Linked DNA regions of Homo sapiens: all the other regions are linked to region 3. A link is a contact called in ENCODE Hi-C data. All regions are on one chromosome and are shown on one strand. The core of a region is the stretch at or near the end of the contact, and the rest is flanking DNA. Distances in the headings are between cores, read along the strand shown.

Region 1 (4,553 bases), core at 466-2,965, 1.5 Mb before region 3:
GCCACCATGTCCAGCTAATTTTGTTTATTTTATGTAGAGACAGGGTCTCACTATGTTGCCTGACTAGTCTCAAACTCCTGAGCGCAAGCAATTCTCCCACCTTGGCCTCACAAAGTACTGGAATTACAGGTGTAAGCCACTGTGCCCAGCCTAGGTGTTATTTTAACTCATGTAACTGTCTTAAGTTCTGAAATTTATGTATACATTTGTTGTATTTAACAACAGCAATAGAAATAAAGAAGTCACTCAAATTGTCAGCCTATCACCAAATAGTTGACCAGTGTCACTCCCGATTGTCAACTTTTTAGGTTTCCATAGACCCTTTCAGCCTGGCCTGTGTAACTTCTATATATTTTTCATTATAATATAAACATATATTTTGATTCTGCCTGACATTTGGCAGATCATTTGTTTCCAGGTTGTTGCCTTGCATTCATAATGACCACTTTTGTTGTTGTTTTTATTATTAAAAAAAATTATCTTTTCCCTTTTCTTTTTTTTTTTGTCTTTTGAGACAGGGTCTCCCTCCATCACCCAGGCTGGACGGCAGTGGCACAGTCTCTGCTCACTGCAACCTCTTCCTCCCAGGCTCAAGTGATCCCTGGGATCAAGTGAACCCCCCATCTCAGCCTCCTGAGTAGCTGGCACTACAGGCACCTGCCATCGCACCCAGCAAATTTTTTGTATTTTTGGTAGAGACAGAGTTTCACCATGTTGCCCAGGCTGGTCTCGAACTCCTGAGCTCAAGCGATCCACCTGCCTCGGCTTCCCAAAGTGCTGGGATTGTAAGTGTGAGCCATCATGCCTGGCCACTTTTTCTTTTTAAAATCATCTTTTTTTGGATAAATTCCCAGGAATGGCAGTACTGGGTTAAAGTCTGTGAAAAACTCTTGGGTTTTGAAATGCATCGTCAATCTGGAAAAGCAAAATGAGAAACCTATTTTTATTTTGCATTAAATGTTTATCCCCATGTTTGTGTCAGTAAATGCTATATATTTAGAAGATGTCTAGGCTAAGTTAGTGATAAGACTGATAAAAATGTTAGGTCCAAGCAACCACCTCCTTCTCCTGTATGCCAAGGATAAAGGTGCTGAGGAGCAGTGTGGTTGGAGTAGGAGGCCTGTCTCCATTCATGTCCTCCCCGATGAGACAGCTGGGACCTCAAGTGCCTTGTTTATTTTTGCAGGCAATGTCGTGAACATTCAGACGGGCCACTGGGTTGGAAAGCAGAGTGGCCTGGGTGCCGGGCTGGACTCCTTCTATGAATACCTCTTGAAATCTTACATTCTCTTTGGAGAAAAAGAAGACCTAGAAATGTTTAATGCTGCATATCAGAGTATTCAGAACTACTTAAGAAGAGGGTATGTCTCCCTAACATCTCCTCTGTTGCCTTGTAAAGCAAATAGAATGCATTCTGAAGCGTTTGTATTTTTTTTAACACACAATCACAGGGTCTGTTTATCTCTGCCCTCACCTTACCACCTCTCCTAGTTTGTCAGTCATCTGGGGGCAAAGAGCTGTGTTATCTTTCTGTCGCTGCATAGCATAGTACCCCAGAACCTAGTGGCTTAAAACAACAAGCATTATCTCATGAAGTTTCTTAGGGACAGTAATCCAGGAGCAGCTGAGCCAGTCATTCTGGCCCAGGATCTCTCCTGAGGTTGTTGTCAAGCTGGTGGCCAGGGCCACAGCCATGCTAAGGCCCAATGGTGCTGGGAGATCCCCTTCCAGGCTCACTTTGGTTGCTGGCAGTCTTCAGTTCCTCTTTGGCTGTTGGCTGGAGGGCTCAGTTCTTTGCCAAGGGGCCTCTTTGTAGGTAGCTTATGGCCACTGGCTTCCCCCAGAGTGAGTGATCTGAGAGAAAAAGAAAGAGGCCAAAATGGCAACCACAGTGCTTTCATGACTAGTCTGGGAATGATATACCAATACTTCTGCCAGACCATTAGTCACCCAGATCAAAATGATACATTCAGTGTGGGAGGGGGCTGTGCAAGCGTGTGGCTCGCACGGATGGAGGTTCTCGGGGGCCGTCTTAGAGACTTGCTGCTACTACAGGGGCTGACACATCCCAGTGTTTAACTGTGGCTTTAATTGCAGATAGATCTGCAATGCAGGACAATGTTTTGGTTCTAATACTTTACAAAGAACTGTTAGGATTGGTTTTTATACTTGGTGATAGAAAGGACAGTTACCACATTTTTTTTTCTCTCTGAGTTTGTTTAAAACATTATTCACCATTTTCTGTTGTTCCTCCAGGATGACAGGAGAGAGAGAGCCATTTGAAGCTACAGTGGCTTCTACGTAGTGTCACTCTCTTTCCCAGATCTTTCTTTTTTTTTTTTTTTGAGTCAGAGTCTTGCTCTGTCACCCAGGCTGGAGTACAGTGGTACGATCTTGGCTCACTGCAACCTCTGCCTCCTGCGTTCAAGCGATTCTCCTGCCTCAGCCTCCTGAGTAGCTGGGATCACAGCCGTGCACCACCTTGCCTGGCTGATTTTTGTATTTTTAGTAGAGATGGGGTTTCACCATGTTGGTCAGGCTGGTCTCAAACTCCTGACCTCGTGATCCACCCGCCTCGGCCTCCCAAAGTGCTGGGATTACAGGTGTGAGCCACCACACCTGGCCCCCAGATCTTTCTTTGTATGTATTTCTATGTTAAGTGTCCAGTTTCAGTGCAAGTTATAGCTACTGAGCTTCCTGCTTGGATTTTCTTGGGTCCATTTCTACATTGCTGTTGTAGGAACCACTTGTATGTGCTATGTTTAAGTAAGGGGCCTTTTGAGTGGAATTTATTTATTTTTGCTTTTCAAAGCCACAAACTAAATTGAGCAGTAATCCCCAAGGGTCTTGCTCTGATGCATTTCTCCAGGCCCATGCTGTAGGACATTACTAGAGAAGAGACTCTTTGTACCAAAAGAACCAAGCTTTTCTGCTCAGGTGAAATCCAGCATAGGCCCATACTATATACTGAATTCTCTTATGTGGCAGGGCTCTTAAACCCAAAGCTCAAAGTGCTTTCTGCAGAATACTGTGAAATCCTGACATATTACAATGGCTGCGTTAGGAACTTTGATCCTGTGGAAAATATTATCTTCTGCTAGAGTCTAATGTAGATAATTAAAGGCAGTCTGTCTGCAGAGGTTTAAGGAATGAGTTAGGAGAAAAAATTAATGTTAATTCCGTTTAAATGAAACTACCAGCAGCTGCTGGAGAGGTAGAGATCTGTCAGTGAGCTTTCTTTTCACCACTGAATGTGCTGCTTGGGTTTGCAGGCGGGAAGCCTGCAATGAAGGAGAAGGAGACCCTCCACTCTATGTCAACGTGAACATGTTCAGTGGGCAGCTGATGAACACCTGGATTGACTCTCTGCAGGCCTTTTTCCCTGGACTGCAGGTATTTTGCCATCAGATTTCCTAAGAATAACCAATCACCAGAAAGGGCTTCTCCCTCCTTTTCTTTCTTTTTTAATACCCTGAGCATTCTCTGTCTCCTTTGGATTTGGGAGGTCACTGACACTATACGTCTTCATCTCTCTGTTTGAGAAATTAGTCTCCAGAATATTGAACAGAGCCATTCCACACAAGTGCAAAACCGTGCTTGAGAAGTGACTGTGTGTGATTTTTGTTTTTGTTTGTTTTTGTTTTGAGATGAAGTCTTCCTCTGTTGCTCAGGCTGGAGTGCAGTGGCGCAATCTTGGCTCACTGCAACCTCCGCCTCCTGGGTTCAAGAGATTCTCCTGCCTCAGCCTCCAGGGTAGCTGGGATTACAGGCGCCTGCCACCACATCCGGCTAATTTTTTGTACTTTTAGTAGAGACGGGGTTTCACTGTGTTGTCCAGGCTGGTCTCGAACTCCAGGCCTTAGGTGATCTGCCCGCCTCAGCCTCTCAAAGTGCTGGGATTACTGGCATGAGGCACTGTGCTGGGCTGTGTGAGATTTTTGGATAATCCATCGCTCAGTTGTTTATTCCTTGTTCATGAGTACACGTAATCTCTTTTTCTGTGTGCAGCTCACATCAATTTGGCATTAGTGGCCAGATAGGGAGGGCATTTATTTGTCTGGGTTGTCACTTTTGGGTTGGTTTTGTCTTTAACCGTATGTGTAGGTCAACTAAGAACTCGGGGGCAGAGGAGAGCCCAGGCAGGCCCTTTGTGCCATGTCTTGTCACTCTAGGAATGGTATCTCAGCCTGATGACCTGTGTCCTCTCCTTAGGTGCTGATAGGAGATGTGGAAGATGCCATCTGCCTTCATGCCTTCTACTATGCCATATGGAAACGATATGGTGCCCTCCCTGAGAGATATAACTGGCAGCTGCAGGCCCCTGACGTTCTCTTCTACCCACTGAGACCAGAGTTAGTGGAATCCACATATCTCCTCTACCAGGTACTAGAGTTGTGTTTTTTTTTTTTTCCTTTCACTGCCTCCCCTGACCCCAGCAGTTCATTCTTAATGAACATTTGCTGAGTGATTTAGGGTTATGTTGTTTCATAGTGACTCTGATTGAGTTACCCCCTATCCGTAGTCTTGTTAGTGTTCAGTGTCATTCGTAACTT
Region 2 (3,514 bases), core at 502-3,001, 1.9 Mb before region 3:
AAAAAGTGTCCCATTTTGGAAATGTTGATAGAGACTAGTTCAGAAATCACGAAGCCTGTGCCTGTTGGCCTAGGGAGTCAGTAGGACAGGAGGCTGTCTTCCAGCAGTTGAGAAATAGCCATGGTGTTTCATGATACTTCAGAACCTTCCTAATGAAGGACATTGGAGGGACAGTCCATGGTCTCTTTCCTTGGCTAGGTTTGGCTTCATTTGATTTGGTTTGAATGTCCAACTATTTAACTTGATTTCTAGGAGTAGGCAATAAGGCAGGAGTGAAATGAGAACCAAAAGACAGTGACCTATTTTAAATACTAGGGGATTTCAAAGAGTGACTACTGGAAGGGGGTTTAAGCCTAGCTAGAGAGAAGAAAATTACTACACGTGAGACAGCTTGAAAGTAATATAAGGACATTTTTATAGTTGAGATTTAAACATCATGGACATTCAGGGGAAAGAAAGATGAGATAGTCTTGACTTTGGTCTCTCAAAGAAGAATATTTTGGGAGTACAACCCAATAACTTCTTGTCTTGAGTAGAGTCATTGCTTATACATGGCATCTTAAGGATTTTGTGAGTTTTTGCATTGTGCTAGGTTGAGTATGATGTTTTGTTTGTTTGTTTTTGGAGACGGAGTCTCACTCTGTTGCCCAGGCTGGAGTGCAGTGGTGCAATCTCGGCTCACTGCCTCCTGGATTCAAGCGATTCTTCTGCCTCAGCCTCCCTAGTAGCTGGGACTACAGGTGCATGCCATCATGCCTGGCTAATTTTTGTATTTTTTTAGTAGAGATGGGGTTTCACCATATTGGCCAGGCTGGTCTTGAACTTCTGACCTCGTGATCCACCCACCTCGGCTTGCCAAAGTGCTGGGATTACAGGCTTGAGCCACCGCGCCCAGCCAAGTATGTTTTTTAATACCAAATTATAGCTTCATCCTAACTGGAGAGAGACGACCAAGGCTTCAAATGGTCAGTGCTAAACCCAGCAGCCAGGGAAGGTTACTTGTGTGACTTGGGGAGCCAGGCCCTTCATTCAGAGGAGAACGGTTTATGAGAGACAACTCATTGTCTATTAAAAACCTGGTCTCAGTTGTCTGTGAATGTGAGAATAGCATTTTGTGAGATGCACTTTCTTCTCCCGGTTCCCTCATGAAGCAGATGGTGTAGTCCTAGTTAAAATGAAAAGGAACAAAAAAAATACAACAGGCTTGGGGAAAGGCTTTATTTGACATCTAAGTGAATTTCCTTATTACCTCAAGTTTGCTTCTCTGCCAAATAGGGGCCTGTTGAAAGGAACAGATCAGAGTGGATTGTGCTGCAAACGGAGATGTTACCTGGGGGCAGATGATTAATTTTGATATTGTGTGCCTTAAACAGGAAACTTGCTTTCCAAGCTTAAGCCTTAAGCTAAAGTACAAAATACAAAAAGAGTGCTTTAGAGAGAATGGAACACACCTTGAAAGGGGAAAAAGGGTTCAGAACCCAGAATCAGTCATACACCATATTTTCCCTTAAGAACAAAAGCCAACTGTGCTGCATGATTTGGATTAGACACAACCAATTTATCAGTTACAGTGCATGGGGACTTTCCTACTGTTTACTGTTAATTCTGAAACTAGAGATTTTCATCTGTCTTTTATTCTTACCACTTTCTCACGGAAAATTTGCAGCTCTCCCCTAGAGACATTACTGGGAGTGGTAAGCATTGTGTTGAAATAGCAGTTCAGCCTGTTGGCCTTTGACGTCTGATTTATGACCAGCGTTTGTGTGAATGTCTGTGTGTGTCTTTGCTCAGAACTGCATAGCCACCCATGAATCCAATGGCATTGACATCATCACAGCCCTGATCCTCAATGATATCAATCCTTTGGGAAAGAAGAGGATGGACCTTGTGTTAGAACTGAAGGCAAGTAGGAATTAAAAGCAGAAGACAGTCATTTGGAAACAGTCACTTTTGTGTTTTGCCTTGGCACATGCACATGGGCAATTAGTCATGAGAGTAAATATTAAAGATAGTTCTTTAAATGAATGACCCAGGTTGCTAGTGCTGACTACGATGCAGAACTCCAACCTTTCTCTTCCACGTAAGGTATCTCATGAGGGGATAGGAGCTTCTGAACTGTTAGGTCACACAGAATGAAGATTCCTTGCTCCAAGCTAAGAAGTGAATCCCAACAGCATCGAGTACTAAATACCTTGGTTCTGAAAGTCACAAAGAGAGAAACAGTGGAAACGCCATTCCCTCTCTGGTTTCTGATTTTTCCCCATTTGAGGGAAAAGGGCCGGTTGAAGAATAGTACAACTAAGCCTATCTAGGACCAAAAAAAAAAAACCCAAAAAAACAAACATGTATTTTTACTTAATCAAGGAAATACCTTTTTCTCTTTTGTCACTGATTTAGCAGAAGGGTGGTTAATAATGTTGGTTTAAAATAAGGAAAATTACACAAACCAAAAATGTGCCTGCGGGCCTCTGCTGAGTTTCTCTGTATTGTGTACAAATGCGGGACTGCAGGTGACTGATGTGGAAGCCCCACTGACATTTGGACTCTCTATTACTCAAACAGCTTAACGGAATGAAAATCGTGACTTCTAGGTGCTAAACCTGCAGCATTTCCAAGCTGGCCTTTTTTGGATATTTGAGAAATTGATATACCATTCCTGATGTTGACTTCTAAAGTATACCCAGAAAACCCTCCCTTCTATGTAGGGGTTCCATAGGTTCTCTGAGAATCCCATGATTCAGTTTTAACAATTGAGCTTGCAGGCATCAGGTTTCTAAAGTATATTTCAAAACATGTTAGCCTTTCTGGACACATTTCCTTTTTAACTGTTCCCATGTCAGGGCATGTTGAGATTTGTCCTCTATCTGCCCATCCGCAGCAGCGAGCACTTCATCATTATCATGAAAGAGCCTAGAACTACAGGGTTTTGGCTGAAAGGTTGAGCTGTATTTATTGCATGAAGGATGTCATAGGAAAGGTCATTAGGAAAGATGGGAACACAGAAACCTGTGGGAATGGCAGTTATTTTTTCTTTACTATTTAGAACTGAGAGTCCACACTAACAGTCGATTTGGGTGTGTGGTTTAAATGGACTTTTTTTCTGCTATTTTTAATTCCTTTTGACAAATTGTGTTTTAGAGTGAATTTTAACAGATTCAACCTTGTGTACCTGGCCACCATTTATCAGAAAGTCCGAAATAAACAGAAGTTCATGTGCTCCTGGTCAGCATTTGAGTGACTTTTTCAACTAATCCAGTGATCTATGGATGATGATAGAAATTTGTGCCCTGCGATAGCATGATACCCTGACTCAACTGCTGTGACCTAAACTAGGGGAAGAAATAAGACCACTCTCACTGTCCAAAAAAAGAAAAAAAACCCAACAGCTTTCAAGTCCTGTACATAAAGAAGCATACAAAGTATCATAGACCCAGGGCCTAAAATGAAGTCAAGCCAGGAAGTACAGGATGTGGGGTGTGAACATGGGTGTTTTTAATGTAATGGGAAATTAGGG
Region 3 (4,406 bases), core at 1,773-4,272:
TGTAAAGAATCAATAAGATGAATCAATACATACAAGTGCCTGAAAAATGGTAGGTAGTCACTGCATTTTGAATATTATATATATATATATATATATTTTTTTTTTTTTTGAGATAGGGTCTCACTCTGTTGTGTAGGCCAGAGTGCAATGGCATGATTATGGCTCACTGCAGCCTTGACCTCCCAGGTTCAAGCGATTCTCCTGCCTCAGTCCCCTGGGACTGGGACTACAGGCATGAGCCATCACACCCAGCTAATTCTTTTGAATTTTAGTAGAGATGAGGTCTCACTAGGTTGCCCAGGCTGGTCTCAAACTCCTGGAGTCAAGTGATCTGCCCACCTTGGCCTCCCGAATTGCCAGGATTACAGGCATGAGCAACCATACCAGGCCTGAATATGAATAAATGAATATTTAAAACTATGCTTGTCAAATTTTAATGTGATTCTAAGTCTATGAAGCAGTTTGGAATAGGATTTTGAGTGTAAGGAGCTTCACATTTTAAATTACATCAAACTGCATCAGGTAGAAGAAAGGAGTAAATTTTTGCATTTTATGTAATTATAAGTAAATAAGTATTTCCTACTCTGTAGCAGCATGGACTAAAACTTTTTACAAGAAGTGTTCATCTTTTTCTCACCACCTCCAAAAGTATTCCTCAAAAAATGTGTATGGACAATTTAATGTAAATCAACTTAAGTCATTGACAAACATCACCTTGTCTTTAACATGCTAATATGTGCTGCAGATGTTGGACAGAGGATATGGTATTTTCTAAAAGGTATTTGATTATGGCAGCCCTCTTTTTCAATATGTCTTTTAACATCTCACATTAAACTAAATTATTTGAACATAGTTTGGGAAATGCTGAGGAGAAGAAAGGAAGAAAGGGAGGGAAGAAAGGCAGACGGAAAAAATATATTCATATCATCCCCAGGCAGGTGTGCAGGAAAGCAGCCTGTGGCATGACAAGAGTGACACTGTCTTGAAAAGAAACCATGATGATGACAGACATTTGAATCCTGCATATCAAGCTATTCTGCAGCAGGGTCTTAAAACAGTGCCTACAGCATAAATCACCCCTCAGAAAGATGCTTATCTAACTTCCTCAGTAACAAGAAAGCATGAGATGTGACCAGCTTTGTATGTTTTATGCTAAAAACTTCTACAGAAATGAAAATTTTCTGGAAGGCTGGAGCTGAGATCTACCATCTCCAGTCCACCCAAGACATTCCTTTCATTTGTAAGCCCCTCTTGAATATTTTCTTTCTGAGAAACTATTTGTCAGCTTCTTTCTTTGGTCTCTCAGCTCCCTCTCAGCCTTCGGGGGTAGGTTTTTATATACCTGCTCACCATGAAACAAGGTGAAATGACCAGGTGCAAATGAAATGCTATACCTATAATCATTAAGGCATAAACACATGTCATCAAGAATGGGGAAAGCCACTATCTGGAACAGGAAACAATGAAGAAAGAGAGAGAGAGCCAGAGATTTGATCAGGAAGACCCGAGGGAGACAAATACACTTAAGTTGCCCTCACCTTGACTGTGTTGAGCTAATCAAATGAAATACAGTGCTAAGAATTGGATTTGGAAACACAACGAAAATTACTCATCACAGCTATGAAACTCTTTTTCTAACCTTCATGTACACATTCAGCCAAGCTGCTCTTTCTCATCATATTCTGGAGTCTTTTTCAAAGCCGTGAGTCAGAGAATCTGGAGAAATTGTAGTAAAGGTGAAACTTGTCTACTCTGTTTAGTAGTTCTCAAACTTGGCTGCACATTTGCTATAGAATGGAAGTTTATGTCCTCCTCAAATTCATATGTTGATGTCTAATCCCCACTATGATGGTATTTGAATGTGAGTCCTTTGGGAGGAGATTGGGTCATGAGTAAAGCCCTCATGAGTGGGATTAGTGCCCTCATAAAAAGAGATATGAGAGAGCTCACTTCCTCTTTCTCTCCTCTCAGACAGGTGAAGACAGAACAAGAAAACAAACCAAGAATTTCCCCTCACCAGCCACCAGCTCTGCCAGCAACTTGATCTTAGACTTCCCAGCCTCCGTAACGGTGAGAAATAAATGTTAAAGCCACCCAGTTTGTGATATATTTGTTTTAGCAGCCCAAACTAAGACATCATTGAAATCACCTGGGGATCTTTTAAAAAACTACTGAAGCTATTTTCTCTACCCCACCACCACCATCAGAAATTCTAATTTAGTGATTCTGAGGGCAGACTGGACATTAGGACTGTTATATAACCGCAAATGATTCTATGGGGAAGCAACCTAGTAAATGTCTAATCTAGAATGCATGAAAGTTAGAAAGCAAAAGGAAAAGATCTCTCTCTCTCTCTCTCTCTGTTTCTCTCTGCTTTCTTGCCTTTGCTTTTTGAATTTTTTCTTTGTGAGTCATGTTAAAAAACTATGAGGACATCAAATAAAATAATGGCTAACATTAACTAAATACCTACTGCTTTTCATCACTTAAACTGTGCTTTATCTTTACTGATCAATTTAATTCCTCTAACAACTCTTGAGGCAGGTATTGTGAGGCTCCATGTGAGGACACATTACCTGGACAAAAAGGTTAACTAACTTAGCCAGTTTACTCAGTAAGAGACACACCAGTCTTCTCGATCCTGCTCACACAAAAACTAAAGTTGGACACAACTGAACCTGAACTTGGCAGAAAAGTCTAGTGGTTCCTAATGCTAGATGAACACTAGAATCTCATGGTAAGCTTCCAGAAAGCCCCCCTGCTATATTTTAGTGGTGTATACTTGATACTAAACACTTGTCAAAACCCACGTAAGTTTACAGCTCAAATGCTGAACTTTAATATATGTAAATTTAAAAAATCAATTCAGGAGGTCAGAGGGTTCCAAGATGGAATGTAGACGGTGACTAAGGAATCTAACTGTATTACAAAAGTATGCATAACCGCACTGAAGGAGGCAGAGAAACAAGGTGCTGATCTAAGTTTTTTTGGAATTGAGTAGGCTGAGACTGAAGGCAATAGGAAGTGTGCATAAGCACTGCACTTTAATTGGTAAAGTTACTTCCTACAAAAGCACAATCTAACAATTCTGAAACCACTCTACATGTATATAGGGTTGAACAAGTATTTAAATAGATGCTGAACAGTGCCAGATTTCTCACTGTTGAAGTGGGAGGTTATAGATGGGCAAGGGGAAAAAAGTACAATGGTCCACGTAGTAATGGATTCAAGTAGGAGACATCAGTATGAATTCAGGTTACTTTTAATGTAGATATGTATGTGTTCACAGGTTAATAGTGCCAACGTATATTTTCTTTTTTAAAACTTTTTTATTTTTAATTTTTTTAATTTTACTTTAAGTTCTGGGATACATGTGCAGAATGTGCAGGTTTGTTACATAGGTATACATGTGTCATGGTGGTTTGCTGCACCCATTAACCCATCATCTAGGTTTTAAGCCCCGCATGCATTAGGTATTTGTCCTAATGCTCTCCTTCCCCTTGCCCCCCACCCCCTGATAGGCCCCAGTGTGTGTTGTGCCCCTCCCTGTGTCCATGTGTTCTCATTGTTCAACTCCCACTTATGAGTGAGAATATGCAGCATTTGTCTGTCTGTTCCTGTGTTAGTTTGCTGAAAATGACAGCTTCCAGCTTCATCCATGTCCCTGCAAAGGACATGTACTCATTCTTTATTATGGCTGCATAGTATTCCATGGTGTGTATGTGCCACTTTTTTTTTTATCTAGTCTGTCATTGATGGGCATTTGGGTTGGTTCCAAATCTTTTCTATCGTAAATAGTGCTGCAATAAACATACAACATATATTTTCTAGTTCTGTCTACTGACAAGTCTTAGAAGCACCAATAACACCCCAGAAGCAGTGAGCACACTAAGTGCCCAGATACTGGTTTCCAGTTCCATTCTCCAATAAAAGGAACCTGGGCTTCTTGGAGAAATGGCTGCTTCTAAGGCTGGGGCAGGGAATACGCAAGATGTGCCTGGCTGGTGTTTAAAAGACAAAATGATGGAAGCATATAAAGGGGACACAGAAGCCAACTAAAACAGCTCTCAATGGTCAAAGCTGAAACAATTTGAGCAGCAAAATAAATAGCTTAATATTGGAGTATAATCCAAGGTATAAGTAAATATTTTGAGCCCACGTGGATATAAACCGATGATTGAATATGTACATAAATAAGTGGGGAGAATAGACAAGTCTCCCAATTACAGTAATTCCGAATAATTTACGTAAATATTTCCCCCTCAAGGAGTTGGAATATCACTCCCCTTCCCTTAATTGTGAGTTGCATATAATAACTTTCTTCTAGAGAGTGCAGTATAAAAAAGAAGAAAGGGTACCTTACAGTGAAGAAATCTGACAAACACCACCTCAGCTAAGTAGGTGAT
Region 4 (4,691 bases), core at 1,450-3,949, 1.6 Mb before region 3:
GGCTGCAATGAGCTATGATCTGCCATTGCACTCCAGCCTGGGCAACTGTGCTCGACTCTGTCTCAAAATCAAATAAACAAACAAACTAAGTCCCCTCAACTGACTAAACAGATCCTTCCTGGACAAAGAGATCCTAGGAAAATCTTTTTTTTTTTTCTTGAGACGGAGTCTCGCTGTCGCCCAGGCTGGAGTGCGGTGGCGCCATCTCGGCTCACTGCAAGCTCTGCCTCCCGGGTTCCCGCCATTCTCCTGCCTCAGCCTCCCGAGTAGCTGGGACTACAGGCGCCCGCCACCGTGCCCGGCTAATTTTATGTATTTTTAGTACAGATGGGGTTTCACCGTGTTAGCCAGGATGGTCTCGATCTCCTGACCTTGTGATCCGCCCACCTCGGCCTCCCAAAGTGCTGGGATTACAGGCGTGAGCCACCGCGCCCGGCCTATCCTAGGAAAGTCTTAAAAACTGAGTTCCTTCCCTCCACAAGATGGGAAGTCAGTCACACCTGGTTATACCTCCTCCCTTATGTCGTTTAGAAACAACAAACGACCGGCCGGGCGCGGTGGCTCAAGCCTGTAATCCCAGCACTTTGGGAGGCCGTAGGCGAGCGGATCACGAGGTCAGGAGATCGAGACCATCCTGGCTAGCAGGGTGAAACCCCGTCTCTACTAAAAATACAAAAAATTAGCCGGGCGTGGTGGCGGACGCCTGTAGTCCCAACTACTCGGGAGGCTGAGGCAGGAGAATGGTGTGAACCCGGGAGGCGGAGCTTGCAGTGAGCCGAGATCGCATCACTGCACTCCAGCCTGGGCGACAGAGCGAGACTCCGTCTCAAAAAAAAAAAAAAAAAAAAGAAAGAAACAACAAACGACCAACATTAACGTTAAAATAGAGATCACAAGACTGACAGAACAGACTCTTTGTGACAATTAGATACCAAATTATAAACAGGACCTAAGGCCATACTAGGCAAGAGTTAAATGACTAAGTGCAAGGTTTCTCTTTTTCTCTACCAGCTAAACCAGCACTGGCCTGGAGATAAACACAATTAAAACAGTTACAACTCTCTGCCAGATGCAGGCTAACTGACCTGTTCCACAAGCCTAACTATGGCTTTGATTAGACAAGAGACTGATTTCTGTAACTTTCTCCTGTTAAGAGACAACTAACCATGCATCCATGCATTGGTTCTGGCTGGCTTTTTCTTTTCTTTCTTTCTTTTTTTTTTTTTTGAGATGAAGTCTCGCTCTGTCACCCAGGCTGGCGTGCAGTGGCATGACCTCGGTCACTGCAACCTCTGCCTCCCGGAGTCAAGCGATTCTCCTGCCTCAGCCTCCAGCATAGCTGGGATTACAGGCGCGTGCCACCATGTCCCGCTAATTTTTGTATTTTTAGTAGAGACGGGGTTTCACCATGTTGGTCGGGCTGGTCTTGAACTCCCAACCTGAGGTGATCTGCCCGCCTTGACCTCCCAAAGTGCTGGGATTACAGGCATGAGCCACTGCACCCGGCCTGGGCTAATTTTTTGTATCTTTAGTAGAGACGGGGTTTCACCTTGTTGGCCAGGCTGGTCTCAAACTCCTGACCTCCTGATCCACCTGCCTCAGCCTCTCAAAGTGTTTGGATTACAGGCTGTGAGCCACCGCGCCCAGCCCAGTTCTGGCTGGTTTTACAGAGGCCAAGCACTTCAATACCTTTCCCGTCCCTGATTCACTTTCTGATGTGGAGGGCCTGATTATAATACTTTTACTTTATTTATTTTTTAATTGTTGTTTTTTGAGACGAGGGTCTCACTCTATCACCCAGGCTGAAGTGCAGTGGCATGATCTCAGCTCACTGCAACCTTCGCCTCCTGGGTTCACACAATTCTCCCACCTCGGCTTCCCAAGCAGCTGAGGCTACAGGTGCATGCCACCACGTTCGGCTAATTTTGTATTTTTAGTAGAGATGGGGCTTCACCATGTTGGTCAGGCTGGTCTCAAACTCCTGACCTCAGGTGATCTGCCCACCTTTGCCTCCCAAAGTGCTGGGATTACAGGCATGAGCCACCGCGCCCTGCCTGATTATAATACATTTAAATGTTAAGTCGCCACCCCAAATGAACATAGGTCATATGCAACATACAGATTTGTTCACTATGTGTGTAAGACCACCTTCATACATATTAATAGCTCCTTCCATAAGTTAAATATGTTTACTTGGCCAACTCCTCAATATAAATTCTTGTTGCACCCTTCCCTCTCTCAAAGTGCTTACTTTTGTTTTTTTTGGCCCGAGGCTGCACGTCCTGCCTACAGCTTATAATCCCCTTCTTAAGAAATAATGCTCTCCTTTCTAAATTTATAAACGGTGTCATTTTTAAGTTAACACTATCTTTTGCTACTACCAAAAATGTAGGACAGGAATTTTTATTCCACGCCAACTCTTCCAGAGTCTTGAAGTCTTCCTGCAGATTGTTAATGAACAATTATAGCAAAAAATGAATGAATGAATTAACGAATGTATAAGTGGATGAATGACGAATGAACCAACAATGAATGAATGTAGAGAAAGCCTCAAGGGGGCCCGAGGGTACGCTGTGCTGCGGAGCATGCCCACCAGGTGGCGATGCCAGCGGCGGGCGGGCCTGGCCGGATTGGCCGCGCCGCTCTTGCCGTGGGTGCCGACGGCGGCGCCGGGACGGGCGTGGGGGGTAGGGCGAGTCATATGATCCGCTCGGCTTCCTGGGTCTGGCTGCTGCCGCCCGCCGGTGTCCGCCCGTGTCGCGCCGGGGCACCAAGGAGCCGTTGGAGGGTCCGGGCGGAGGCCCGCTCGTGTGGAAGTCGTCGACGCCGCCGCTCGTCCGTCCTCCCGTCCGTTCTCGCTCCCGGCCGCCATCATGCTGGCGCTCATCTCCCGCCTGCTGGACTGGTTCCGTTCGCTCTTCTGGAAGGAAGAGATGGAGCTGACGCTCGTGGGGCTGCAGTACTCGGGCAAGACCACCTTCGTCAATGTCATCGCGGTGAGCGCCCGCCCACTCACTCGCCCGGGGCTCCGCAGCCAGGAGTCCGGCCCGGCGCTTCTCCAAGGCCTGAGTTGGGGCCCCCCTCGGCGCGATGGGACTGATGGCGGGGGGCGTGCGAAGCTGGGCCTGTCATCTCCCGAGGGCCAGCATTTGGAATTTCCCGCGTGTTGGCGGCGCGGGGAGTAGCACTGAGATCGGCAGCGGAAGGGTTAAGTCAGTGTAGACATTTTCCAAGGGCTGTGTCCTCAACGCCGCGGGGGCTCGGAAAGAGTTAAATTGAACTCGTCACATTTTTAAAGCGCTTGGGGATTGGGGTTTCCCTTGGGTTTGCCCAGTAGGGGCAGCCAAAGAGTTAAGTCCAGTCTGTCACTTTCCCAAAGGGTGGGATTTGGCAAATCCGTCAGCCGTACGAGAAAGCGTAAGCATTAAGAGCCTCTCTTAAGTTGCCACTTTGGACCAATAGACCCATTGTGAAAGCGGGAGACCAGTGTGAGCGCCTTCCTGAATTCTGTGGGCCGCTGGTCCCATCTAATTCAGTTACTTGTTTTCACCCGTCCCCCAGGCGCGGAGACCAAGCTCATTGCTGAGCTCCAGCTAGCCCACAATACATAGTATTTATTAAGCTAAGAGTTAATTGTCTTAAGCGACTAGATAAGATGGATCTGCAGTTAGCATAAAGTTAACTACCCTGCGAAAGAGGAGTTGGTCTTTAAATGGTGTTTTTCACTTGAAGAGAAAAGAAGGTACTGGGCAGGAACATAGCTTAGCAGGCCTAGGGAATGGGTGGAAGGAAAATTGCACTGAGGACTTACATAGAATGTGGTGTTTGTTCAGCAATGATTGAGTAGAAAGGTGATTGTTTCGTTTTGCTTGTTTGGTTGGTTGGGAAATAAATAGGAGTGAAAGATTTCGCCTCGATCTTTATTTAGAGCCCAAGAGTTGTTGTGACTCAGTTTTAGCTGGTAGTGGCTTGTACACGCCAGGGGAGTTTTAGAACTGTTCTGAAGAGAGATGGCAGCAGTTCTTCCACCTTTTCGATGACTGTTGAAATCCTGAAGATTAGCTGTCCGACTGGTTAGGTTACACAAGATGATTCAAACACAGCTTTCATGTTTGAGAAAATAGGTAACTTGTGATTCTTAGTCCTTGCACTAATAAAGCAACAGGAATGAGTAAGTCTTGGAGAAAAAGAGATTAGCAGAAACCCCAAAGTCCTTTGAAGAATGATGTATATAAGGAAGATTTACCTGCTTGTTGTTCGGCTCCTTTTCTAGTAGTATTATTATTAATTTTTTTTCTTGAGACGGAGTCTCGCTTTGTCCCCCAGGCTGGAGTGCAGTGGCGAGATCTCAGCTCACTGCAACCTCCACCTCCCAGGTTCAAGCGATTTTCCTGCCTCCACCTCCTGCGTAGCTGGGATTACAGACGTCCTCCACCACGCCCGGCTAATTACTTTTAGTAGAGATGGGTTTTGCTTTGTTGCTCAGGCTAGTCTCAAAACTCCTGACCTCATGTGATCCGCCCGACTCGGCCTCTTAAAATGCTGGGATTGCAGGTGTGAGCCACCGCGCCTGGCCTCCTATTGTAATATTATGATTTTTTGCGCTTGGAATGACTATCTTTCCGCAGGAATAGAAGAGTGGAATGTGTATCTAATACCACTAATTTTTTTTTTTTTTTTTTTTTTTTTTT
Region 5 (4,434 bases), core at 862-3,361, 1.7 Mb before region 3:
CCAAGGCGACCTGAAGGAAATACACTGCCAGTTTGGTCAACTTGTGAATGCCAGTTCTCTAGGTCGTCAAGGGCACTGCCAGTTAAGACTGATCCCCTAACTGCACCCGAGGCTACTACTCTTCGCCCAGTCTCGGCAGTGACCCCATTTTTTTTTCAATCCTTCCCACAGCCAGGTCACTCAGCAGTGGGGTGACTGACCCGAAGCGCAGTGGGAAGGGCTTACAGTCATCTCTCAACTCCCCGAACTTGCAGGGCAGGGGAGCGCAGAGGTCAGTGAAATCCCCAGCCAGGCCTTATTTTAGTCATGAGTTTCCACTGGCTCCCTCCTCTGACTGTATCAGCGCTGCTCACACCGCGGGATTGGAGTTTCAGCTGTTTTCCCTGCTCCCGGCTGAGTGAGAAGGTCACAGAGCCCGGACCTTTCCGGGGGAGGTGGGTGGGGCCCTCCGGCAGCCTAAGTGAGATTGCAGAGATCTGGGGCCGCTGGAGGAGGTCCTTCCGCCCCGGGCTTGGGGCTTTGGGTTAGCTTCTCCCCCGCTTCTCTACCTAGGCATCTCGGTTACAATGAAATTAAAAACAAAACACAAAGCAACACAAGTTCTCATTGTTTTTCCCCTCTGTCAGCCAGTGGCCTCGATACAATTTTCCCAGGGCTGCCTTTCCTTTATTGCTCAATTTAACCTCTTCCTAGAGGTTCTGCAAGTTCAAGGGCAGGATCCGTGTCGGATTCATCAACTAGTGCAGCGCCTAGTGCAGAGCAGGGGGCTCAAGAAATACGTGTCGACCGCATGATTGCTAAGATTTCCCTGTAACAGGCGGTTTTTTTTTCTTGTCTCTCTCATCCCTCCTGCCCTGGGTGCAGACCGCGAACAGCGCCGCCGAACTTCCCAACAGGCAGGGAGAGGGCCGATCCGGGCTGGCACGCCACGTCCCCGGGGTCTCAGTCCCTGGGTCAACGCAGAGAGGCTCGCGGTCCGCGGTGCTACGACCTGAGCCCGGCCACGTGAAGCGTCACGCCCTGCGCTGCTGCAGGGCAGGCGCCGCCGCCGCGGTTGTGTAACGCTGCAGCCGGAGGGGAGGCGACCGGGGCGCCTCTGCTCCGGAGGGGGCAGAGGAGGGAGGGAGCGCCGGGCACAGCGCCCGGTATCTTTCTGCGCTTGACTGGCCGGGAGGAAGGGGGTGACACTGGGGCACCCAGGGGGCTGCGCAACCGGGTGCCCGCCCGCCCGCAGGTTGTGCCCAGGAGCGGAGCTCCTGGGAGCGAGGGGCCCTCGGCTCACACCCTCCACGGTCAGGTGCGCGCGGCGTGCTCGGCGGCAGCCTCAGCTGCCCCTGCGCTTGGCCGTCGGCCCGCTTCCCATGGGGTGACATCCGCCCCGCCCCTCGGTCCCTCCCCAAGGCGGGCAATTCCTGGACGCGAGGGTGAGCAGTGGGGGCAGGGAAGCCAGGACGGAAAGAAACCCCAGCCTCTGGGGAAGGCTGGGGGGCCGGGCGACTCCCTCCGCAGCGCGCCGGTTCCTCCAAGCGGGCCGGGCGGGGGAGGAGGAAGAGGGCTGGGCTGGAGCTAGCAAGGGGATATTCCTCTCCCGGCTTGAGTCAGACGCGGGCGGATCCGTCCTCCCCCGTTCCCTCCCAGGAGACGGGAACTTACTTCATTTCCCTGGGGCAGGTTCGCCCACGTTACCAACTTCTCCCCCTCCCCCAGCACCCCCGTCCCTTCCAGCTTCCGCGCCCCCCACCCAACTGGGCAGGACCCAGGTCGTGCTGCCACCCCCTCTTCGGGGAAAGGCGGCCGCAGCCGCAGACACCTGGGGGCCGGGGCTGGGGGTGGGGGCTCCCTAGCAGCCGCCGGAGCGTTGTCCAACACGTGAGACTCATGTGATGAAGCCGGGGGAGGGCGGGCAGGTCGCTCCTTCCCTCCCCGGCAGTGGCCAGACGTGCCTGGAGTCACAGGGTAGAACACGTAGCTCCAACCCACCCACTCGCTCCCATTTAACCCAGCCCGCAGCCTCTCCATTACTCCTCGGCTTGCCCCCCCACCCCCCCACTCCGCCCTAACCGCCCCCCCCTCACCCGCTCCCTCCCGCCTCCCCGCCCGCCCCACTTCTCATTCACTTGGCTCGCACGGCGCAGACAGACCGCGCAGGGAGCACACACCGCCAGTCTGTGCGCTGAGTCGGAGCCAGAGGCCGCGGGGACACCGGGCCATGCACGCCCCCAACTGAAGCTGCATCTCAAAGCCGAAGATTCCAGCAGCCCAGGGGATTTCAAAGAGCTCAGACTCAGAGGAACATCTGCGGAGAGACCCCCGAAGCCCTCTCCAGGGCAGTCCTCATCCAGACGCTCCGCTAGTGCAGACAGGAGCGCGCAGTGGCCCCGGCTCGCCGCGCCATGGAGCGGATCCCCAGCGCGCAACCACCCCCCGCCTGCCTGCCCAAAGCACCGGGACTGGAGCACGGAGACCTACCAGGGTAAGTTGGCACTCCTTGGCCCTTCAAGCCTCAACTGCAGCCCCATGTTATGCGCCACTCTCAACTTGGAGCAGCTCCGGGCGCACCGGGAGGTTCTTGCCCGGCAGAACGCCTGCAGCCGTGCGCAAGCAGTCACGACCCTTCCTGGTCTCTCTTCCTGCAGGATGTACCCTGCCCACATGTACCAAGTGTACAAGTCAAGACGGGGAATAAAGCGGAGCGAGGACAGCAAGGTAAGCAAGTGCACCCCTAGGGACCCTGCGCTCAGCCCCTCGCGCGCGCTGAGTTTCCAAGAAAAGTTTTCTCGCTTTGAGGTTGGCGAGGGGATGCAGGGTGTGGGCTCGGTGCCTCTTCTGAGTGACTTGGAAAAGAAAGGGCAGACGATGGTTCTGGGTGCTACTCTGCTACTCTGCTCCTCTGCCGGACTGTTGCTGCGGGGCTGGGAGGATAGGCTTCTCATCTCCTTCCCCAAGCGCCCACCGCCTCCCCGTGCGTCTTGCAGGAGACCTACAAATTGCCGCACCGGCTCATCGAGAAAAAGAGACGTGACCGGATTAACGAGTGCATCGCCCAGCTGAAGGATCTCCTACCCGAACATCTCAAACTTACAGTAAGTGAGAAGCTGGCCCCTTTCCAACCCAGTCCTTTGCCCAGAGGGCGGGCGGGTCACTCGCCGCCTGCAGGTTCCGCGGGGAACTGCAGACCAGACTGGCGGATCAGAGCTGGCGGGTGGCTCTGCGGTGGGGTCCTCCTCCACAGTCCTGGCGTTTTCTGGCTGACTCATGCAAATGAGGCGAGAACCACTTGGACCTCTCCAAGTTGGCTCCAACACCAACTGGCCTTCCTTTTCAGGAGTTTAACTTCTGGTGATTTTCAGGATTCCCTAGTTTTTCTCACTTAAAGGAACACGCCAAGAAACACACACATTTTATTTACCCCTTCCCCTCTACCACTCCCCCCACCTTTTTTGTTGTTGTTGTCAAATAAGGGGACTTGCTTTGGTGTGTGATTTTTACGGCCTGTCCTTTCTTGACAGTAGCCCTCGGCTACTTCGCAGCCTTTGGTTGGGGAAATGGAAAAAAAAAAAATAGTATTTCGGGAGGAACAAAAAAGCCTGGATGAGCTGGAAGTTCTGAAAGGGTGTAAGGAAAGAAGTAGGGAAAGCCTCTTGGCTGCCAGACGTAATAGAGGTCCCTCTCTGAGTTGACACCACTGCAGGAAAATGTTATCTCTGGATTCCCCTGAGTTAAGGTCGGCAGAGGCTGCTGGAGAAATTTATCTGTCAAAGGATTTTCCTGAGGTAGTTGCAGCTTCCAAAATGCCTCCAAAGACAGGTGGCACCCGTTTTTTTAAATTATTTAATTATATATATATATTATATATATATACACACACACACACACACACACACACACACACATATATGAGTGTATCTGTCTATCTTTTTAAAAGCATGACCTACAGACTTAAAACAGCCAACCAGGAAACACTATTCCACTTTTTTTTTTCTTTTCTCATTTCTCATTGCTAATAAATGTCCCAAAGGTGGGACTTCTCTGACCTCACCGCTGACTAAGGCTCTTTTCCTTCCAGACTTTGGGTCACTTGGAAAAAGCAGTGGTTCTTGAACTTACCTTGAAGCATGTGAAAGCACTAACAAACCTAATTGATCAGCAGCAGCAGAAAATCATTGCCCTGCAGAGTGGTTTACAAGCTGGTGAGTGCTGATTCTGGCTATGCTCTCTTTAAGAGTTTGAGTGCAAATAGAGAGCCCGTGGGCTCAACATCTGATGTAATAAACATTACTGCAACAAATTGCTTATGCACGTTCATTGGGGGAGATGCAGTTTTATCTTTCCTAAAAGGTCAGACTTTTCATTTGAAATGCATTGTGCCACCTGGCATGAATACGTATTAGTGAAATGATAAGATATTCCTGTGGCATTTTAGCTTGAGAGTCT
Region 6 (4,485 bases), core at 1,726-4,225, 1.8 Mb after region 3:
TTTCAACTAGGAAAAGATATCCAATTTTCTTCCAAAGAGAAGTGAAGAGGACCTCAGAGCTGGAGTGAGGCTCAGGTGCAATAACTACATTTCCCTCATTCTCCTGAAAAGTCCCAAGTTGTAATGGTCTGTCCAGGTGTCCGGTTAAGTCTCTGAATATAGGTCCCCTGGAACAAGAGGGTCAAGTGTAAGGTTTAAAGTGTCAAAGTCAGAATCCTCAGCTGAGGAGACAGCAACTTCTAGCAGATAGCAGGGATCCCCTCTCTGCCTACAGCAGGTCTTTTTCCAGAAAGAAGGGAATGAGCCACCCCAAGCAACAGCTCCTGACACTCGTGTTCTGAGAAATTCTGAGAAACAGCTGCAATATCTGCCTCCTTAATTGTACCTGGAGCCAAGGGTAAAAATAAGGAGGGGGAGAGACTCTTGTGGTTGGAGCTATTAATAAATAGTGTTAACTTAATAAAATTAGTATTATTTCATGGAACAATGATTTTTCAAGATGGGGCAAGGAGGGTGGCTGGGAAGGGAGTGGGAAATGACTTCACTGGGCAGGCTTTTGCCTCGTTTGAAAGGGATAAAGCTTGCCTTTGTTATATTCCTGGCTTCTGTTCCCACAGCTCTAAAATATAAAGGCTTCTGGCATGACATCCTGATTTAGCACTATTGTTCCTAGGATTTGCTACTGAAAGGACTATTCATGTGGAAACCTCCTCTCCCAGGCCAGGCTTCTGTTGGCCACTGTTTATTTACATACTGGTTTAACATGCAGCCTACCTTGGAAGTTTGGACAAACCAGGCCAGGTGTGCCATTGCACCATCTCTCCCTATTCTTACTTTGCCTGCTTACTGCATGGAGGTAGAGAGTAGAAGAAGGTTACCAGAGGTTGGGAAATGGTGGGCTGGGGTGTGAGGGGATGAACAGAGGTTGGTTAATGCGAACAAACACTGTCTGATAGCAAGAAAAAGTCTAGCATTCAACAGCACAGTAGGGTGACTATAGTCAACAACAGTGAATTGTATACTTCAAAATAGCTAAAAGAGGCTAGGTGCGGTGGCTCACTCCTGTAATTCCAGCACTTTGGGATGCCAAGGTAGGAGGATCACTTGAGGTCAGGAGTTCAAGACCAGCCTGGCCAATATGGTGAAACTCTGTCTCTACTAAAAATACAAAAATGAGCCAGGTATGGTGGCTCATGCCTGTAGTCCCAGCTTCTTGGGAAGCCGAGGTGGGAGACTCACTTGAACCTGGGAGGCAGAGGTCACAGTGAGCCGAGATCGCGCCACTGCATTCCAGCCTGGGCAACAGCGCGAGACTCTGTCTCAAAAAAAAAAAAAAAAAAAAAAGAAAAGCTAAAAGTGATTTGACATGTTCCCAGTACAAAGAAATTATAAATGTTCAAGGTGATGGAAATCCTAAACACCCTGATTTGATCATTACACATTGTAAGCATATATCAAAATACCACATGTACAATCATGATGTATCAATAAAAAAAATAAAAGCCAGAACCCAACCTCTATTCATTTGCCAAATGTGTACTGTGCCTATACCACATGCTAGGTGTTTGAGGACATAGCTGGGAGCAAACAAGGCAAAAATCAATTATAGCAGAAATCTGTGAAAAAAGAAATAGGTCATCCCTCATCTTGGAAAAGATAAGCCACAAAAAGCCCTTTCCAGGAATATGTAATAAAAAGTCACAATTCAGGATCCCTGGCTGAGATTTGGGATGACTGGAGATGATGATAAGAACTAAATTGGAGGAGGCTTTCAAGAGGAAAAAGCCTCCAGCAAGAGACAGCCCCACAGTGGGAACTGCAGCCTCCCCTTCTCACCAAATCCCTCCCGAATGGTGTACTTCGGGACCACTCTTCAGTCTCTGTGCAACCGAGTTTTATTTTAGCCCACGGGACCCTGGTTTTTCTGGCAGGGGGCACTGCAAAGACGGGTTACAGGCCGAACACCTCACAACAGAGACAGCAGTATTCTCTCTAGGATAAAAAGGGCTTGTGTTTAATCCTCTGTCAGGGCAGGGGGGAAATGCCTCTGGAATCCAAGTCTGTGGAACCGGCTCAGCAGAGAGATGTGGCTTTATAGGCAAACAACGTGGCATAGAGAGAGGAACCTGGCCAATTCTGTCTTATAAGAGTAGTTATGTTATGCGTTGCAAGGACTCCACATTCCATGGATTTGTGAACTCAGATGGAATCTTGTTTGTCCAGGCCTGCATGACCCCATTTATCTAAAAATTACTAACTTCCTAGTTTATAGTTTACAATCCTGTGCCCGCCGCCTCCCTCCCCCCCCCCGCCACGCCCCCATGAGCTTTCTCTCTATTACTCTCAGTCTCTCAGGTTAAAGCCTTGCTCAGTAATTCAGCTGTGGACCAGTTATTCTGATTATTTCCTCATCTATCGTCTTACAGTCATAATAATAATAATATCTGAGATAATATGAGCATACAACAAGACAGTATGTCCACAGGAGCATCTCTAAGATCAGGACAGTGATTTCTTGCTCATGGAATAAGAAGGATTTATGTTAAAGCAAGTTATAAGAAAGCAGTTTAATACTTTACGAACGTTAAGTTTAAAAAAATCATAACTCGCTGGAATCTTTTCTCCTCTCTGGATATTGGAGAACTCGCCCAGGTTTGGGAAACGTTAGCCAGCTCCTGCAAAACACCTCCTCCCTCAGCCCTCCCCGCGCCCCCTACGACCAGGCAGAAAGGGTGGGAAGGGGAGCACAGCTCAGCATTTATTTCTGGATCCAGCTCACTAAAAATACCTCGGCTCTCCTGTTTGATCACTCTCCCTTTTGACCTGAATGGATCGCGGGAGCCGCGCCGCCCGCCCCACCTTCGGCCCGTTGCCCTTTAAAGGAAAAGGGCGTGGGGACGGATTCCTGCCGCTCGAGGGATAGAAGGGAGCTGGGTAGTCAGGGGCCGCGGCCATGCTGACGTCAGGGCAGCCGGCGCTCAGCTCCGCTCGCTGCCACAGTGCAGAGACCTCCCTGAGGGAGGGGGACAGCCTCGCGCTGGGATTGGCTGGCCTCGCGCGAGCGCCGGCGCGGAGTGGCTGGCGAGGTTTTAGAGGGAGTCCCGCTCTCCAATTAAAGCGGCCCAGCTGCGCCTGGCTGCGCACAGAGCTCCCTCCCAGGCCCGCGAACTTGGCCATTCAGCCGCCGCTGTCCCCGCTGCGCGCCCTCGCGCCTCTGCCTGAGAAGCCAGGCGCTGTTCCCCCACCCCAGAAGAGGATGGCAAAGGTGGCTAAGGACCTCAACCCAGGAGTTAAAAAGGTGAGTGGAAAGCTGTTTGTATTTACCCAGATTCTTACTTTTTCTTGTTCCCCTTCCCATCTGTTCGCGGAAACTTCCCAAAAGGTAATGAGAAGGGAACTCTTTAAATTCCAAAACTGCATGGAAAACAAATAGTTGGGAATACATGTTTGAGCTAACAGGCACACACACCCCAAACCCAATGTTGTGTAAAATATTTGCAAAGGGTCTTATGTCTTTGGTGATGCTAGTTAAAGTTTAATTAAGGTTTTACATATATATACAATATATATAAAATGTATATAAAATATATATATAAAATATATATAATATATATTATATATAATATATAAAATATATATTATATATAATATATATTATATATAAAATATATAATATATATTATATAAAATATATATAATATATATTATATATAAAATATATATAATATATAATATATATATATGAAATCTTATGGTCTGTAAAGGAAAAACCCCTAGCTTCCTCACTCCCTGTCCTCAGGTGGCTGAAGTAAGGGTTGAGAGCATGTAATATTTACTCACAGTCTCCCTTTTGCTATTATCCCAGTGTTTTGTGTGTTTCCCCCAATACACACACACACACACACACACACACACACACACACACGCACGCAGTTTCTTTAGTTGGTGATGTTGGCAGTGGCAGCAGTTCCAGCATAAGGGAACTGATTTCTGTCCCCAGGGTCTGCACGTTTCCCTTACAAGAAGGGCTGGCCCGGAGCCCAGAAGGTCATGGGTAAACTCCTGCACAGGAGCCTGCGGCTGTGCCTATAGCTCCAATACCACTTGTTGCCTACCTGAATGCAGCTGGGAGAAGGCACAGGCTGGAGACTTAGAGAACATGTGAACGGGAAGGGAACAGAGAGACAACCTAGGCTTTACAGATCGGGAAACTGAGGCCCGGGGTCACAGAGAGTTGGTTCTAACAGGCAGCTGACTGTAAGGCAAGCCCTAGGCATCCAGACTCAGTCCCTGCCACTTTTTAACTGCACATGATTCACCAGGTCACTTTTCTGAGCCTCAGTTTCCTTGTCTCTGATGTGGGGAGGATAGGCCTAACCTCCCTCATGGCAGTGGTAGCAGGGATACTGACACTGTGAGTTAATTTCCCAAAGCAGTCATTGTTAAACTCTGATTTCACAGGGTTTAGTCTTGAAGGGCAAAGTC

Evidence for each region. A loop is a pair of places that touch in the nucleus more often than their neighbours do. Pooled maps may share reads with other maps.
Region 1: a pooled map shows a loop between it and region 3 (3-fold over the local background). The contact joins two enhancer-like sites. A Hi-C loop is called at or near these places in 5 of 37 single-sample maps with no recorded cell type and 3 of 50 pooled maps.
Region 2: a pooled map shows a loop between it and region 3 (7-fold over the local background). The contact joins two enhancer-like sites. A Hi-C loop is called at or near these places in 2 of 37 single-sample maps with no recorded cell type and 1 of 50 pooled maps.
Region 4: a loop to region 3 is called in a pooled map, with 4 times the contacts of the local background. The contact joins the promoter of ARL8B here to the enhancer-like site in region 3. A Hi-C loop is called at or near these places in 3 of 50 pooled maps.
Region 5: a loop to region 3 is called in a map with no recorded cell type, with 12 times the contacts of the local background. The contact joins the promoter of BHLHE40 here to the enhancer-like site in region 3. A Hi-C loop is called at or near these places in 3 of 37 single-sample maps with no recorded cell type and 2 of 50 pooled maps.
Region 6: a loop to region 3 is called in a pooled map, with 14 times the contacts of the local background. The contact joins the promoter of LMCD1-AS1 here to the enhancer-like site in region 3. A Hi-C loop is called at or near these places in 5 of 37 single-sample maps with no recorded cell type and 3 of 50 pooled maps.

What each region holds. Positions count from the first base shown.
Region 1 is chr3:5,203,881-5,208,433 of GRCh38, forward strand. It overlaps EDEM1 (ER degradation enhancing alpha-mannosidase like protein 1), which reads left to right. Exons shown (of 12, transcript NM_014674.3): 6 at 1,187-1,361; 7 at 3,273-3,393; 8 at 4,213-4,383. Among named protein-coding and RNA genes, the nearest start is that of EDEM1, 18 kb to the left of the region's middle. RefSeq lists an enhancer at 1,635-1,874. Within about 2 kb of position 1,716, at least 2 of the 41 ENCODE cell types and tissues checked have a DNase peak (open chromatin) inside an H3K27ac peak, as active enhancers do.
Region 2 is chr3:4,775,473-4,778,986 of GRCh38, forward strand. It overlaps ITPR1 (inositol 1,4,5-trisphosphate receptor type 1), which reads left to right. Exons shown (of 62, transcript NM_001378452.1): 48 at 1,792-1,902. Among named protein-coding and RNA genes, the nearest start is that of EGOT, 26 kb to the left of the region's middle. RefSeq lists an enhancer at 1,172-1,241. Within about 2 kb of position 1,752, at least 7 of the 41 ENCODE cell types and tissues checked have a DNase peak (open chromatin) inside an H3K27ac peak, as active enhancers do.
Region 3 is chr3:6,715,598-6,720,003 of GRCh38, forward strand. The region is part of intron 2 of GRM7-AS3 (GRM7 antisense RNA 3); the gene reads right to left. LOC105376944 (a long non-coding RNA gene) reads left to right here. Exons shown (of 8, transcript NR_188695.1): 4 at 1,972-2,070. Among named protein-coding and RNA genes, the nearest start is that of GRM7-AS3, 88 kb to the right of the region's middle. Within about 2 kb of position 3,023, at least 2 of the 41 ENCODE cell types and tissues checked have a DNase peak (open chromatin) inside an H3K27ac peak, as active enhancers do.
Region 4 is chr3:5,119,593-5,124,283 of GRCh38, forward strand. It overlaps ARL8B (ARF like GTPase 8B), which reads left to right and starts at 2,700. Exons shown (of 7, transcript NM_018184.3): 1 at 2,700-2,996. The coding sequence starts at 2,874. It overlaps LOC124906212 (a long non-coding RNA gene), which reads left to right and starts at 3,467. Exons shown (of 2, transcript XR_007095800.1): 1 at 3,467-4,124. RefSeq lists a silencer at 2,506-2,765.
Region 5 is chr3:4,977,326-4,981,759 of GRCh38, forward strand. BHLHE40 (basic helix-loop-helix family member e40) reads left to right here and starts at 2,112. Exons shown (of 5, transcript NM_003670.3): 1 at 2,112-2,473; 2 at 2,637-2,706; 3 at 2,976-3,083; 4 at 4,067-4,190. The coding sequence starts at 2,394. It overlaps BHLHE40-AS1 (BHLHE40 antisense RNA 1), which reads right to left and starts at 2,636. Exons shown (of 3, transcript NR_125916.1): 1 at 2,470-2,636. RefSeq lists enhancers at 334-523, 644-693, 824-943, 2,244-2,393, 2,501-3,095 and silencers at 1,054-1,823, 2,034-2,093.
Region 6 is chr3:8,498,683-8,503,167 of GRCh38, forward strand. LMCD1-AS1 (LMCD1 antisense RNA 1) reads right to left here and starts at 2,976. Exons shown (of 4, transcript NR_033378.1): 1 at 2,789-2,976; 2 at 1-167. It overlaps LMCD1 (LIM and cysteine rich domains 1), which reads left to right and starts at 3,141. Exons shown (of 6, transcript NM_014583.4): 1 at 3,141-3,298. The coding sequence starts at 3,257. RefSeq lists enhancers at 1-728, 729-1,662.